2 separate regions of the Homo sapiens genome follow, and region 2 is linked to region 1. A link is a contact called in ENCODE Hi-C data. All regions are on one chromosome and are shown on one strand. Each heading gives the region's core, a stretch centred on a gene start or an enhancer-like site at or near the end of the contact. The rest is flanking DNA. Distances are from core to core; before and after follow the strand shown.

The links. A loop is a pair of places that touch in the nucleus more often than their neighbours do. Pooled maps may share reads with other maps.
Region 2: a map of CD4-positive, alpha-beta T cell shows a loop between it and region 1 (19-fold over the local background). The contact joins the promoter of AHCTF1 here to the promoter of EXO1 in region 1. A Hi-C loop is called at or near these places in 2 of 168 maps with a recorded cell type or tissue (CD4-positive, alpha-beta T cell and naive thymus-derived CD4-positive, alpha-beta T cell), 1 of 37 single-sample maps with no recorded cell type and 7 of 50 pooled maps.

Annotation. Positions count from the first base shown.
Region 1 is chr1:241,845,929-241,850,569 of GRCh38, forward strand. It overlaps EXO1 (exonuclease 1), which reads left to right and starts at 2,276. Exons shown (of 16, transcript NM_130398.4): 1 at 2,276-2,425; 2 at 2,803-3,099; 3 at 3,184-3,288; 4 at 4,481-4,641. The coding sequence starts at 4,498. RefSeq lists an enhancer at 1,972-2,311.
Region 2 is chr1:246,929,784-246,934,424 of GRCh38, forward strand. AHCTF1 (AT-hook containing transcription factor 1) reads right to left here and starts at 2,165. Exons shown (of 36, transcript NM_001323342.2): 1 at 1,795-2,165. RefSeq lists enhancers at 1,288-1,377, 2,498-2,547 and a silencer at 1,718-1,817.

The DNA.
Region 1 (4,641 bases), core at 1,026-3,525:
AAATAAAAAATAAAAAAATAAAGATAAGAGCAGCCCAGAAAACCCATAATAATAGTGCCATACCTAGGACATTCATGTATTAGTCCACACATTTGAAATGTTTAAAATCAACACTAGTGCTACTGGGATGTGAAAATTCATAGACATAATCCCTGCCCTCAAAGTAAGGTTGCCAGATAAAATTACAGAATGCCAAGATAAATTTAAATTTCAGATAAACAGGGATTTCTTTTAGTATATGTCTCAAATATTGCATTAGATATATTAAAAATTTATCTGTTGTTCATCTGAAATTCAAATTTCTGGGTGTCCTACGTTATTATTTGCTAAATCTGGCAACCCTACCTCAAAAGGTTTTCAGTCTATTGAAGGGCAAAGACAATTCAAACACAATGAGAATATGAGAAGTGTCAGGACCAAAGAGCCATCACAGAATGCTTGTGCATATCAAACAAATATCTAACTTAGGGAAGACATTTGGAAACTGGTAACATTGGAACTGAGTCTTAAGCTGGAAACATATGGGATATACCATTTATTTCAGCATTTAATAACATGCCATCATGATTTGTGACTTAACTGTCTCATAAACATGTGTTTTGTCTACAGAACTAGATCTTAAGTTCCTTGAAGACACAGGACATCTCTTTATGCCTCCATGCCACCTGGAACTGACAGGCACACTTAAGGCAGTAGTAAATTACTGCACACATTGATGCAAATGGTTTTGTCCTCCCAAAGAGTAAAAATATTCTGTTAGTGAAATGTATTGTAACTAGTGTTTTCTTTTCCAATTTTAGTCTTTGAACACTGCAGCCAAGAATACAGTTTGAAACCTTGGGAGTCAAATTCACAGTAAATACATGAGCCGTTCACAGTGCAGCAAACTCTCATGTTAGTTTTATGACAGATCCAGTGACACTGGAATGGACACCTTTTTGATTTTGGGGTTCCTTCCTAAGACCCCCATGTGTGATATATTCATGGTTGGATTCTAGGTACTGAAGCAGTTACTACAGCTGGATAGTCCAATGAGTGTAAGAAGGCTTCTCTACAAACACATGCTGCCCACATCGAAGTTCCTCTTTAATCTACTGCAGTTTGAAATTGTCCCCCACTTTCTCCAAGAGTCCACTCCAAGCTAGTTTAGGGTTAGGTCTACCATAGCCTTTGGAAGAGGGAGGGAAGATAACTTTTCTCATCTCTCCTAGTCCCAGCTCTAAAGACCAGAACCAGGGAGAAAGCAACACAGCTTTTCCAAACACATTCCCCAAATGTGGCACCTTTTCAACAATTTTAGTAACAAATTTAAGGCATCATAGATGCCTTTAAAATTGGCATGATAGATGTTAGAGTGATCATAAAAAGACTTTAAAAGAGGAAAAGATGTAAAGAACGTAATCAAATGGGGAGCATGTTTAACAATGTGCTCACTTCTTCCCCTTCAATTCCTTGAATTGAGTCTGCATTATCATTCCTATTGATCTTTGAGCCCAGAACATTACTTTGTGGTCTGGCCTAAGGTTTCTTCCAATTTTTTAAATTACAATATCCCTAAGAGGACAGCGACGAGGTCTGGGGTGTTATGAGGATTGGAAACCTAGCCACAAGTGACCATGAAAGTCCAAAATGCCTCTAAAGTCTTTGTCTCTAAGGCCCATTTTCAAGGTCTTGTTATATAGCTAATTTTTCCCCGACTTATGTCAAAAATAAACGAAGCTGGGTTCTAGGTAAAATGGTAGGGGCAGATTTTAATCACTACTACTACTGCAATGGGGAAAAGAACCCAGCGTGAACTGAATTCAATTTCGATTTGTAGAGGCAACCGGGCGTTTTAAAGAGAATGAAGGAATTAGGATGGGACTGATGACGCCGAGGGGGACTGAGCAACTTTTTCAGGTTTGAAAAGCCTCAACATCAACGCGCGACGGCGCTCTTTCAACATCAGCCTCCAGAACTGGGGCTGCAGCCAGGAGGGAACTACAACGCCCAGCAGCCCCGGCGGGTGTAAACACTCCCAACTTCCGAGGCGGTGCTCACCATCGGCCATCAGCGCCAGTGCCACTCGCGCCCTCAAGAAGCCGCACGGAGTTCGGGCCGGCAGCAGCGGCTGCAGTCGTATGGCAGTGAGCCGCTGTCTACCCAGCGAGACGGAGAGCTCAGGACGCAACCCTATGAGTTGGAAGCCGCAGGAGGCGGAACCGGGTTGCGGGATACGCGTTGACGTCACATCCTCTGGGCGGGGCCGCAAGGAACCCGCGCAAATTGAAAGGTCAGCCTTTCGCGCGCTGTGTAGGCAAGTTACCCGTGTTCTGCGTTGCCGGCCGTGGGTGCTCTGGCCACAGTGAGTTAGGGGCGTCGGAGCGGGTTTCTCCAACCGCAATCGGCTCCGCTCAAGGGGAGGAGGAGAGTCCCTTCTCGGAAGGTGAGAGGAGCGGGCTGTGCGGAGGCTAATGGGTGGGTTCCCTTGGGGGTCGACCTGCGCGTCACCTCCGACCCTCCTCTCGGGATTCGGGTCTTCCAGGAAGGGAAGGAGAGGGTCTGGCGTGATCTTCCCAACCCAACAGCGGAGCCCTTAGCCTGAGTGGAGTATGTGTTTTGTTCCGAGGGGACGTCTGGCAACCAGAGGTCTGCAGTTCAGTGAACGGAGGGAGATAAGAGAGCAGACGATTCCGGGCTGGAGCAGGCGCCAGGGTTGCCAGACTTACCTCATTTTTCCGCAGAAGCTGGCAGTCCAGGTTTTACATGCAATCTCTCCACCTTTAAATGTTGACAAGTACATTTTCCCATAATATTTTGCAGGCCTAAGGAAACGTGTCGTCTGGAATGGGCTTGGGGGCCACGCCTGCACATCTCCGCGAGACAGAGGGATAAAGTGAAGATGGTGCTGTTATTGTTACCTCGAGTGCCACATGCGACCTCTGAGATATGTACACAGTCATTCTTACTATCGCACTCAGCCATTCTTACTACGCTAAAGAAGAAATAATTATTCGAGGATATTTGCCTGGCCCAGAAGAAACTTATGTAAATTTCATGAACTATTATATCCGTTTTCCTCGGAGTGAGAGAAAACTCTTTTTAGATATCATCTGAGAGGTAAGAGACTGTTTTTCTGAAACTGTGGCTTGAGGACCACCTGCATCCAGATTAACTGCTTTGTTTAAAATTCATTCACAGCAGAACTAGTGAATCCCAGTCACTGAGTGGAGTTGAGAGTCTAAGAACCTCTGAAATTTGAGAACTGCTGGACCAGAGCCTTTAGAGCTCTGATAAGGTGTCAACAGGGTAAAGCTGCCTCCTGATCCTGTACTTTCTTTCTTCCTTTCCTTCCAAACTTAACGTTTGATAGGAGAGATTTGTATTATGAAATGCTAAGCAACTGCTCAGTGCCCATTACTGACTTTTTATTGTAGAGTGGGGGGAGGTCGTTTCATCAGAAAGGGTTGTGACAGTTCCAGAATCTCTGTATAGAAAGGGCTTAGGGGGCTGCAACCGGAATGGAAGGGGGTGGAAAGTTAAAGCATTTGTCTTGAAGCTGTATTTGCATAGCAGACGCAGTTTCACAGTTCTTTAGGGTAGCTTTCAGAGAGGCTGATGGAGTTGCCCCTGGGCGCCACCACTGTTTATTACCAGAATGTTCGTGCTTAGAATAATGCGTTCTAATAGCAGTGAATTTCAGTCCTAAAAAAGTACAGGATCATTTCTGTAATTCTTTTTGAATTTTTCCTTTGTTTTTTAATTGAAATACTTACCTTCCTACAAACTGTTTTGAGTTTCTACTCCTATTTGAATTTGCACGTTGACCCTTATGATTAATGCCCTTTGTAGAGGCAATGCGATGCCATCGCATGCATGGTTTTGTTTGTGCCTGGCTCCTTGAAGCATGTGTCAGGAGTGAAAGTGCAAAAGCACTTTGGAAAGACTAAACAAACAATAAGCAACAGTCAAGTGGCATTAGAGGTAGTATTAGTGATTAATGTAAATTCTACCCTATGGAAATTGTTTGATAGGGAGGAGCCCAGCTAAAATATTAAAGAGCAGTGATTCTTGAATATCTGAACAATTTCTGGCCGGGCGCGGTGGCTCACGCCTGTAATCCCAGCACTTTGGGAGGCCGAGGCGGGCGGATCACGAGTTCAGGAGATCGAGACCATCCTGGCTAACATGGTGAAACCCCGTCTCTACTAAAAATACAAAAAATTAGCCGGGCGCGGTGGCGGGCGCCTGTAGTCCCAGCTACTGGGAAGGCTGAGGCAGGAGAATGGCGTGAACCCGGGAGGCGGAGCTTGCAGTGAGCCGATATAGGCCACTGCAGTCCCTCCTGGGCGAAAGAGCGAGACTCCGTCTCAAAAAAAAAAAAAAACAACAAACCAATTTCTGCATTGGACTCCAAGCTTTCTCTTCATTTGTCTAAGATGTTTTAATAAATGTATTTTTCTTTAAATATTACTGTTCTCCCTGTCTCTTTTCATATCAGGTAGTTAATTTGGCACCATGGGGATACAGGGATTGCTACAATTTATCAAAGAAGCTTCAGAACCCATCCATGTGAGGAAGTATAAAGGGCAGGTAGTAGCTGTGGATACATATTGCTGGCTTCACAAAGGAGCTATTGCTTGTGCTGAAAAACTAGCCAAA
Region 2 (4,641 bases), core at 915-3,414, 5.1 Mb after region 1:
TGGCTCACGCCTGTAATCCCAGCACTCTGGGAGGCCAAGGCGGGCGGATCACGAGGTCAGAAGTTCAAGACCAGCCTGGCCAATATGGTGAAACCCCGTCTCTACTAAAAATACAAAAATTAGCCGGGTGTGGTGGCGTGCGCCTGTAATCCCAGCTACTCAGGAGGCTGAGGCAGGAGAATCGCTTGAACCTGGGAGACGGAGGTTGCAGTGAGCCAAGATTGTGCCACTGCACTCCAGCCTGGGCAACAGAGCAAGACCCCGTCTCAAAAAAAAAAAAAGATGTATCTGTACCTATGAAAAAGGAGAAGCATAAAAAGAAAACAAAAGTCTCAAAACTGATGTATAACGATCTTTTTTATTTTATTTTAGCAACAGGTTCTCGCTCTGTCACACAGGCTGAGTGCAGCGGCGCGATCCTAGCTCACTGCAACCCTCGAACTCTCAGTTTGAGGCTGAAGCTCAAACGTTCCCCCCGCCTCAGCCTCCCAAGTAGGCGCGCGACTAGAGGCGCCACCAATTCCCGGTTGACATGATGTTTTAAAAATTTTTTCAAGATAATTATTGTTGTTTGCAAACTCGTGACAGCTTGGTAGTATGTTACTGAAGGATCAGGATCCAAAAATCACAGTACAGAGACAACGTAGACTTCCCATAGCGCTTGGCACACTTAAAACATCCCTTCAAGTATTAACCTTAACTGGGCTTGTCATCCCAGGTCAAATCCTCCGAAATAAGTAAACCACTCTAATTTCTTCTCTCCTAAGAGACTCTATCAGTGAAAGCTCACAAAAAAACAGTTTAAAAAAAAAAAAGGGGGGGTCTCGCCATGTTGCTCAGGCTGGTCTCAAACTCCTGGGTTCAAGCGATCCTCCCGCCTCAGCCTCTCAAAGTGCTGGGATTACAGACAGGAGCCACTGCGCCCAGCCAAAGACAGTTCTTAAAATCTACAGGTTCTTTAGGATATTCTGAGAATAAATATCGTTTAGGATTTCCCCAAAGGATTTACGTTTTGTTCTATGAAGAACCCAGTTCTTCCAAAAATTTCTACAACTGACGATTTGGAAATAAAAATAACGCTCATCTCATAAAACTTTGCACACAGATAGTATGAACCTCGTAAGCTTTGAGAACAAAATTTCCCCATCTCTCAAAACAAAACACCCAAACCAAAACAGTCAACCAGTGGCAAAAGAAACCGTCCTGTTTCCCAGGTAGGAAAAAGGAAGGCAAAGCACCCCAAGATGTGCTTTTATTTTAAATCTCCTTGATCTGACCAATCGGGTGAGCTGGAACCTCACGGCTGAGCCCCGAGTCCAACTTCTTCCCCGCCAGGACTACTCACTGTGGCCAGGCCCAAGCGCATGTGGAACACACGCCAACACAGGACAGGCTCAGCACGCCGGCCGCTTCCCTCGGGGAAAGGCCCGCCAACGAGTCCATCGCGTGGGAGAACAGTGGGAAAGGGTCGCGGCCCCGGCCGTCCGTAAAGGGACCCGACTGCCGGCGCAGGACGCGAACCACCAGCGCCGCTCCGCCGCCATGTGCCGCCGCTCCTCCGGTCCGAGATTATGTAACGAAGCCCGGCGCCCGCGAGCCTGCCGTACCCGCCACCGCCACCGCTCGCCCCCTCGAGCCCCATCCGTTGGCCCCGCGCACGCCCGGCCTAGGCCCGGCGCTCGCGGGGCAGAAGCCCCGCCGCCGCCGCCGCCGCCGCCGCCGCCGCCGCGGGTCCAGGCCGCGCGACCCGCCCTCCGCCGCGCGGGCCCAACCCCCTCCCTCCCTTCCCCCTACCTGAACGGGGCGGGTGAGCGCGCCGCCGCGGGCCGAGTCCACCGGGTCGCCAGGCCAGGCGCGAGCTCCTCCCGTGCGGGTCCGTCACAGCATCTCCCGGGAGACGTGGCCGCCACGGGCCGGGCTCACACCCCTCCGCCCGGCTGAAGCCGCTCCTCTGCGCTCCGGCCGCCGCCTGCGACCTCCCCGGCCACCTCAGAGCCACACGCCCCCGAGAGTGCCTTCGCGGGCTGTAGGCCTGCAGACCGCTCAGCGGCTAAAACGCAGTCGCTGCTCCCGCCGCGCTTCTGGGTCCTTCCCCTTGCAACGCTGCCTGCTCGCCTCGGACAGCGCCGGCCCCGCTCTGCGCATTACCCTGCGCCGACAAAACCGAGTTCCACACGCCCCGGAAGGGAGGGAGCAGAGGAAAGGGCGGAGAGGGAGGGGAGAACCGGCGGGAGATCGCGGCTGCAGGGACCAGAGTTCTCGCGATGGTTCCGCGCTCTAGCGCCGGCTCCGCGGGAATTTTCAAACTCTCGGTGAAAGAAGGAGGTGGGAGGGAAAGGGAGGAAAGAGAAGCAGGGCCTGGAAGGGCGGATCATTTACAAAAAAATCGGGTCTCTCCGCCTCCGAGGAGCTGGTGGGGAGAAAGACTACGAGTCCCACAGTGCCTTGCGCGTGAAGCCGCCCTGGCGGCCCCGGCGGCGCGCCCCGTGCGCAGTTGGGAGTGGTAGTCTTCGCTGGGGGTCGCGCCGGGCTCTGCCAGCCGCCTGCTGCGATTGCAGGCGGACTCTCTTGTCACGTAATCGTGTGGCCCTGCCAGCTGGGGGCCGAGTGATAATCTTTCTCCCATAATTGGCAGCTTGCATTCTGTATTTTCTGTTCTGTGCTCCCACTTTTCTTTTTTTCTTTTTCTTTTTTTTGGAGACGGAGTCTTGCTCTGTTGCCCAGGCTGGAGTGCTGTGGCACGATCTTGGCTCACTACAACCTGTGCTCCCGCTTTTCATGCCAAAGGTGGGCTCCCAGACTTCTGGGGAAACGCTTTTTCCACGGTGCTGTTTTTTCTAGCATCCTCCTGTGCTTTCATGGCCAAAAATGCTCGCGCAGCCTAGCCTAATCTTTTTAGTCAAAATTTTACCCCAAATCACTGTTATCTTTTTGGTCACCGCGGGTTTTCATTGTGGAATTTCTTATTTCTTGTTAGTATCTTCCTTTGAAGCAAATCCCAGCGCCAAACATGTTTCAAACAGATAGGGAACGTATCCTTAATACTAAGTAGTAAGTAAAAGGATTATAACATGAGGTAGAGTAGGGATTTTAAGAAGATGCTCTTTTATCAGGAAAGTTTCTACTTTTCTGTTACCTTTCATATGTGCTTTTTAAATTTTTTTATTTTTGAGACAGTGTCTCGCTCTGTCGCCCAGGCTGGAGTGCAGTGGTGTAATCAAGGCTCACAGCAGCCTCGAACTCGTGGGCTCAAATGATCCTCCTACCTCAGCCCTCCAAGTAGCTGGGACTATGGGCATGGACCACCATGCGCCACTACGTCCCATTAATTTTTTTATTTTATTTATTTATTTATTTATTTATTTATTTGAGACGGAGTCTCGCTCTGTCACCAGGCTGGAGTGCAGTGGCACAATCTCGGCTCACTGCAACCTCCGCCTCCCAGGTTCAAGAGGTTCTCCTGTCTCAGCCTCCAGAGTAGCTAGGACTACAGGTGTGCGCCACCATGCCCAGCTGATTTTTGTATTTTTAGTAGAGACAGGGTTTCACCATGTTGGCCAGGATGGTCTTGAACTCTTGACCTCGTGATCCACCTGCCTCAGCCTCCCAAAGTGCTGGGATTATAGGCGTGAGCCACCGCGCCCGGCCTTATTTTTTATTTTTTGTAGAGACTGTCTCACTGTGTTACCCAAGCTGGTCTCTACTCCTGGGCTCAAGAGATCCTCCTGCCTCAGCCTCTCAACGTGCTGGGATTACAGACATGAGCCACCATGCCCAGCCTATTTTTATTTTTGTAGAGACTGTGTCTTGCTGTGTTGCTCAGACTGGAGTGCATGGCTATTCGCAGGCACTATGGCCTCATCAGTGCCACTGCTGCCTCCAACTTCTAGGCTCAAGCTATCCTCCCACCTCAGCTTCCCGAGCAGCTGGGACTACAGGCATGGATATCATGCCTGGCCCATATTCTTTCAGAGATAATGCTGCCTTTTGGAAATGTAATTTTCTTTTTTCTGTAATTTTTGTTTCTTTAGTAACAGCAACCTCCATACATATCATGTTTGTTTGCACAAGGTATTGGACCAAGTTGTGATAGAAACAGTTAAAAAGAGTACTGCTTTTGCAGTAGGAGGTTTGGGGTTCGTTGTCTTAATTATTTTAAAGAGATCTCTTCAAACAGAAACCACCCTCTGTTGGATGTGCTGATTTATGTCACATGCTCCATATTCTACACTTTCTTTGGCACTGTTTTATGCCCAGTTCATGAGTACTGTACCTCTCGATAGTCAGAAGACATGAATTATCAACTCAGGTGTGCTGCTAGTGAGCTGTGTGACATTAGGAAAATCAAGTGACCTCTCTGGGCTTCAGTTATCAGATGTGTAGAGCAAGGGATTGACTGATTCATTAGACAGATATTTATTAACTTTGCTCTAAGAGCCCTTCCAGTTGTGAAATTCAAAAATCTATTTTAATTGCACATATTATCCAGATTGACTGTCTACATAGTCTTTCAGATTTTAATCCTTTCCATCATTATCAACAGAATGATTTCTGTATCATTGTCTATATTTTTATTATTTACTTATTTTGAGACAGGGTCTTGCTCTGTTACCCAGGCTGGAGTGCAGTGGCACAATCTCG